Regions from separate parts of the Homo sapiens genome. Here region 1 is linked to region 2. Evidence: chromatin loops called from intact Hi-C (ENCODE). Cell type or tissue: PC-9. All regions are shown on one strand. Each heading gives the region's core, and the rest is flanking DNA. Links, peaks and the distances in the headings are about the cores only. Region 1 overlaps YBX1 (Y-box binding protein 1). Region 2 has its middle 6.4 kb from the start of GUCA2B.

Region 1 (2,914 bases), core at 184-2,683, 540 kb after region 2:
TAGTTCCTGTGGCATGGAGAATTATCTGGCAAGCTGTAATTGTCTTTTGACTTACTAAAAAGTTTTCCAGGGAAGTTAAATTTTTTTGCCTTTGTTTTCCCATTTTGAGTTGCATTTTGTCTATTTTTAAGACCCTTACCAATCTGGATAGGCCATAGTATAGGAGTGGTAGCAATTAGATTTTAATTTAGAAATCTGGCTAGTATTAGTGAATAGTAAATGCCCAATAAATACTAAAAAGATTTGAGTACCTACCTTAGTAATGTAAGTTATTAAGTGTTTAGTGTAGTTTTTCTCATTTTGCAGGTAAAAAAGCCAATGAGGCAGCTTTCCTAGGTTACACAGCTGTTAATAGTTGAGTCAAGACTAAAAATCTAGCAGGGCGTGGTGGTGCATACCTGTAATCCCAGCTACTCATGGCTGAAGTGCAAGAACTTGAACCCCGAAGGCAGAGGTTGCAGTGAGCCAAGATCGCTACTGCACTCCAGCCTAGGCAACAAAGTGAGACTCCATCTCAAAAAAAAATTGAGTACTGTTATTTCTTTTTCTTTTCTTTTTTTTTTTTTAAGATCTGCAAAGGGGTTTAATAATGCAAATATCACATATATTTCCATTTTTAACACCATATTTAAGTTTTCCATTTTCTTAACAATAGAAAGTGATAAAAATGTTTTTCCCAATGTAATAATACAAATGGAAAATATTATAGACAGTCATACACTAACCCAATGAATAAGATTCACCAGAAGCAAAATCTATTTTGGGGGTCCTATATTGTTACATATATACAGGGCACCAGAACCACATTTAGACTAATACTTTTTATTTCTAGTTAAAACAATGCAGGGCACTCCTGTGACCTGCAAATCTAATTGTACATATGTATGTGTCAGACTGTGCAGGTGGCCAAGAAGAATAGAAAGAAAGACTTTATCCAGCTTTGGAGTTCAGGGCCTGATTGCCCCAGCTTTAGCCCATAGGAACTTGACAGCTTGTTCATACCTCTCATCTTTAGTCATAGTTTCTCTTTCTCCAACCCCTTTTCTCCCTAACTACCCTGTGCCATTTAGACTGGAAATTCTAACAGGTAGCTTTTTCTTTCTGAATTATCTTTACTACTGTATAATTTTTATTTTCAGAATATTCCTTATTTCTACATCTTGAAGACATTTCTTTCTAGTAGATGGGGGAGCTAGAGCTTACATTCACTGCCGGAAAAGGGTCAGTTCCAGTGTTAATTTCCCAGCAAACACCTGAGAGAAAAACTGAACAGAAAAGAATAGTGATGGCTGGCAGAGAGTGACACCTGCACCCAGAAAGCTGCACTGCAGCTGTCTAATATTTGAGGGTCTCTTTTGTTATAACTGCCAGTTTAAACTAGAGATTCTGGCTGGTTGCAAATTCAAAGCAGATCAATACATTTAAATCACTGGTTCAACAAATCACTCTTTTTAATGGTATAATGTTTTTATTGCAATTGAGGACGTTTTCAGTAAATACCTTGAGCTTGAGGCCCTGGCTAAGTATTCCTTTTGCAATACTGTTTTTACTGTCATGACACTGGTCAGTGAACTGTGTTAGTTTCACATATCTATCTATGTACCCACAAAACACCTCCCTGTCTTTGCAGGAGTGACATTACCCTGTGTGTAATGGCAGCCTTGTGCTTTCTCTGTGCAGAGACAGGGTCTTGCTCTGTTGCGCAGGATGGAGTACAGTGGCATGATTATAGCTCACTGCACCCTCATTTCCGGGACTTGAATGGAGGCCCGGCTAATTTTTTATTTTTTATAGATATAGGGTCTCGCCACGTAACTACTTTTAATTATTTTTATTGCCGGGTATGATGATATTGATATGTGAATACCTGTTGTAACTACATTAGAAGGCATAACAAACAGTCAGAGCCACCACAAAATGGATTGATAAAGAAATGATGTATTACCCAGATACCATGAGTAGCATTATCAGTAATGAAAAATTCTCCACAGAAGCTGCATTTTTAGTGAATTTAATGCGTATTAAAACAGTACAGAAATACATACATGACTCAGATAACAATAAACAAATTTACTTTCTATACCAAATCTTTACATAGTCTTCTAGCAACTAACACCCACCACTTCCATTAATGCAGATAGTGCTCCCTATCTTTGGAAAAAAATTTTATTTTTTTATTTTTTTTGAGATGGAATCTCACTCTGTTGCCCAGGCTGGAGTGCAGCAGCTCACTGTAACCTCCGCCTCCTAGCTTCAAGCAATTCTCCTGCCTCACCCCCCAGAGTAGCTGGGACTATAGGCACACACAGCCACGCCTGGCTAATTTTTTGTAATTTTAGTAGAGACGAGGTTTCACGATGTTGGCCAGGCTGATCTTGAACTCTTGGCCTCCCAAAGTGCTGGGATTGCAGGCGTGAGCCACTGCACCCGGACTGGAAAAACTTTAAATACCCTGCCAGGGGAAGTATTGCCCCTGTTGAAAATCACTATTCTAGACTTTGCCTGTATTTGCCTTTCTTACTCTACCAGTTTTTTATTGTATTTCCCCTTAGAGCCTTAGAGTTTGAAATTCAGTCATATTGGAGAGCAGAACTAATAAATGATGGCTGTAATCTGTTTTTGTGGTGCCTATGGAGTTATGGACAGATGGACATTAGGTACAGCCATCATTTCCCTAGGCAATCCTAATCATCTAGCTTGAAAGGTCAGTTTTCAGTCACTTGCCTTAAGTCGCTTTTACAGTTTACCTGTTCTGTTTTTTTAATTATCCTGTTCCCATCAATTAAAAATGTTCTTATAATAATCCAAGCTATAATTTACAGGTCAGATTTAAAGTTAATTTTATGTGGATCCTTTGATGCATATGTTGCCCCCAGTTCAGCAAGAAGCTAACAGTCAGTAAGCCAGTTTGTCC
Region 2 (2,914 bases), core at 256-2,755:
CCTCCCTGCGCTTTAGGGTTCTCTCTGTAAAAAGGGGGAAGTTCCATGCTTCCTGGGGCTGTGTGAGGAACCCGCATGTTCACACTTTTGCAGCCTTGAGACCACAGATTCCCAGCAAGCACTTCCTGGCACTACTGCGCCTTCGTTCCACCCTCCTCACTGACCCATTTCAAGGCAGAGGTGTCATTCACGTCTCACAGTGCAGGGCACAGACACTCAGAGAAGAGAACAACTTGTCCAAGACCCCTCATTCGTGTGGACCTCTGCTGTACCTGACTCCAAAGCCCCAGCGCCCGGCCGGCTGCTGGGCGAGACAGGGAGTTGAGGAAGGGCGATCCTGCTGGCGCGGACGGTGTGGGCTAGGCGCGCTCCGGGTCCTCCGTGAATTCCCAGTTTCCAGGCAGCTGCGCCCGGGCCCGCCTCCCCGAGTCGGCCCCCACCTCTGCACGCAGAGACCTCTCCTCACCTCCCGCCCGGCCAGATCACAGGGCCGCCGAGTCAGATGGGATCCCTGCCCCCATCAGCCCTTCTGCACTGCCCAGCACATATGGCCTCCCTCCCAGCCCACCCACACACCACACAGCCTCACATCCGCACGGTCACAGACACACTCACACACACAGCAAAAACCACTCGCACACGCTCCCATATGCCACTCACACACACACATCCACGCACACAGGCTGACACAGGCTCACACACACATGCCCATACTCTCACATGCAGATACACACACAGACACAGAAAGCACTCCCATATACACATACTCCCACACACCAGCACACGATCCTCACACACAAGGACACACAACACGCTCCCCTACACACACGAGAGCACTCACAAGTACACACGAATATACACAATCACTCTCACATGTGGACACGCGCGGACACGAAAAGCACACCTGGATACACATGTTCCCACGCACATTCTCACCAGGGCTTGGGGCATGTACACACATGCTCACACACAGATACAACCCCCACCCCCACCACACACACACACACCTTTCACACCTGCCGTGTGGCCATGGGCGAGAAAGCCGGGTCAGAGCCATGCACCTCTCCTCCTCACAGAACACTAGGGCGAAGCTGGTCTCTGGGGGCCCCGTGTCCTCCTTGTAGTTCTCCCTCTGCCCTTGGCTGCCCCCAAGACCCGACTTCAATGCAGGTCCCACTTGGGGCCTGAACTTCCTCCTCTCCTCCCCTCAGCCCCACTGTTCACCTCCGCATCTCCTCTCTGCAAACCCCAGGACTCGGGCATTAGCAGGAGCTTTTCGGTAACGACCCTGCACACCACCTCCCCTCCCCGCACCCCCAAGGCGCATCGCTGATGCTGACTGTCACGGTCATGCTGGTAGGACCCCCAGGCGCAGACACGGGGACAGGGAGGCTCTCCGTTACCCCTCAAAGCAAAGCGCAGAAATGACTGCTCACCCCATTAACTCTCAAGGTGGTGCCTCAGGGAAATGGATTAGGACTCATTCCCCGTCTGCAGTCTTCCCTGCCATCACCAGGGGGCAGCCCTGATTCACATTTGTGTTAAATACCTGTTACCCAACCCCAGGCCAGAAAGGTGTTACACCTTGGAAGCATTCCTGTAAACAAACCTGACGGGTGTGTGTGCGTGTGTGTGTGTGTGTGTGTGTGTGTCCGCGCACATGCTTATGTAACAAGGTCAGTACAATATGGGTAGACTGGGAAAGTAAGTCAAAGGGGAAGACACAGATTGAATGAGCTTTAGTACAGTCACTGATGTTGGAGCAAAGTTTGGTTCTGAGTTTCCTGGTGACCATAGCAAAAATAGAACCACTCGTTAGATCACCCACCTCTCCGGGGAAAAACCAAATTCATCTGGAGGGCTTCTGGGAATTCTATCACATCTTGGTTTATACAACTCTCCCTACAGAGTCTTCCAGATCAACTGTTCATGTGTTGATCCTTCCTTAAATTTTTCATCTCTCTGTTTTATGCTTTGATGTAAAGTGATAGTTAAGGGCATTGGGTCCACTTTCCATCCTCCTATCTTTTCTTGAACTCATTCCAATCGGGTTTTCATCCTCCCCACTGTTAGAATTGGTCTTATCAAGGTCAGCAGTGACTTCCATATAGCCAAATCCAAGGACAATTCTCTGTCTTCATTTTACTAGAGCTAACCACATTTGACCAAGTGAGCATGTTCTTGCTCCTGAAGCCCTTTCTTCATTGGGCTTCAAAGACGCAAGTCTCTTTTTGTTCTTCATCAACTGTTCCTTCCCCGCCATCCACTCTGCTGGTTCCTCCTTCTCTGCCTCATCTCCAGGTATTACAGTGCCCTAGAGCTCAGCCCTGGGACCTTTCCTCTCCGTCCTGTCACTCTCTCAATCCAGTTTCAGGTCTCTGAGCACCAGATACACTTGATGACCACGCTATCTATATCTGTGGCCCACTCCTTTACTCACATCTCAAACAGGCATCTCAAGCTTAATGTGTCCAGACCCAGCTCTTGATAGACTCACCTGACATGTTCCTTCCCATTTCTCATCTCAGTAAATGGCAGCACCAATTGACTTGGGGCCACCATAGAGTTGTCCTGGACTGCTCTCTTCATTCACTCTTTCCATCCAAGCACACAAAATCTGAGGCCTCTGGCTTCAGAGAATCTCTAGAATCCAACCCTTTCTCATCATCTCTATTCCCACCTCCCTATCCAAGTCACCAAACTGCCCTGTGGGCAGTGGTTTGTCTGTTTTGTTAAGTGCTGTATCCCATGCTAGTACATAATAGGCTGTAAGTTAATCATTTTTGATTAAACAATCGAATGCCCTAGGGGCTTCTATGCACACAAAACACAAAAAGCATTCTGTTTCTCAGTAAACAAGTGATTTCACAACTATGAAAACAATAATAACATACATTTTTTGAACACCTACCAC

The links. Peaks named below come from ENCODE experiments on the same cell type or tissue, not always from the same donor. Only the 100,000 strongest peaks of a DNase experiment are listed, where the experiment ranks them.
Region 1: a loop joins it to region 2, with 3 times the contacts of the local background. A loop is called at or near these places in 2 of 110 quality-filtered maps.

Annotation. Positions count from the first base shown.
Region 1 is chr1:42,689,695-42,692,608 of GRCh38, forward strand. The region is part of intron 2 of YBX1 (Y-box binding protein 1); the gene reads left to right. Among named protein-coding and RNA genes, the nearest start is that of YBX1, 8.7 kb to the left of the region's middle. RefSeq lists a silencer at 967-1,016. In PC-9, for the core only: a CTCF peak has its summit at 1,314; no DNase peak of the experiment used is centred there; H3K4me3 peaks cover 491 bases; H3K27ac peaks cover 1,942 bases.
Region 2 is chr1:42,145,525-42,148,438 of GRCh38, forward strand. No RefSeq gene overlaps it. Among named protein-coding and RNA genes, the nearest start is that of GUCA2B, 6.4 kb to the right of the region's middle. In PC-9, for the core only: CTCF peaks have their summits at 1,509 (motif pointing right) and 1,715; a DNase peak (open chromatin) is centred at 1,587.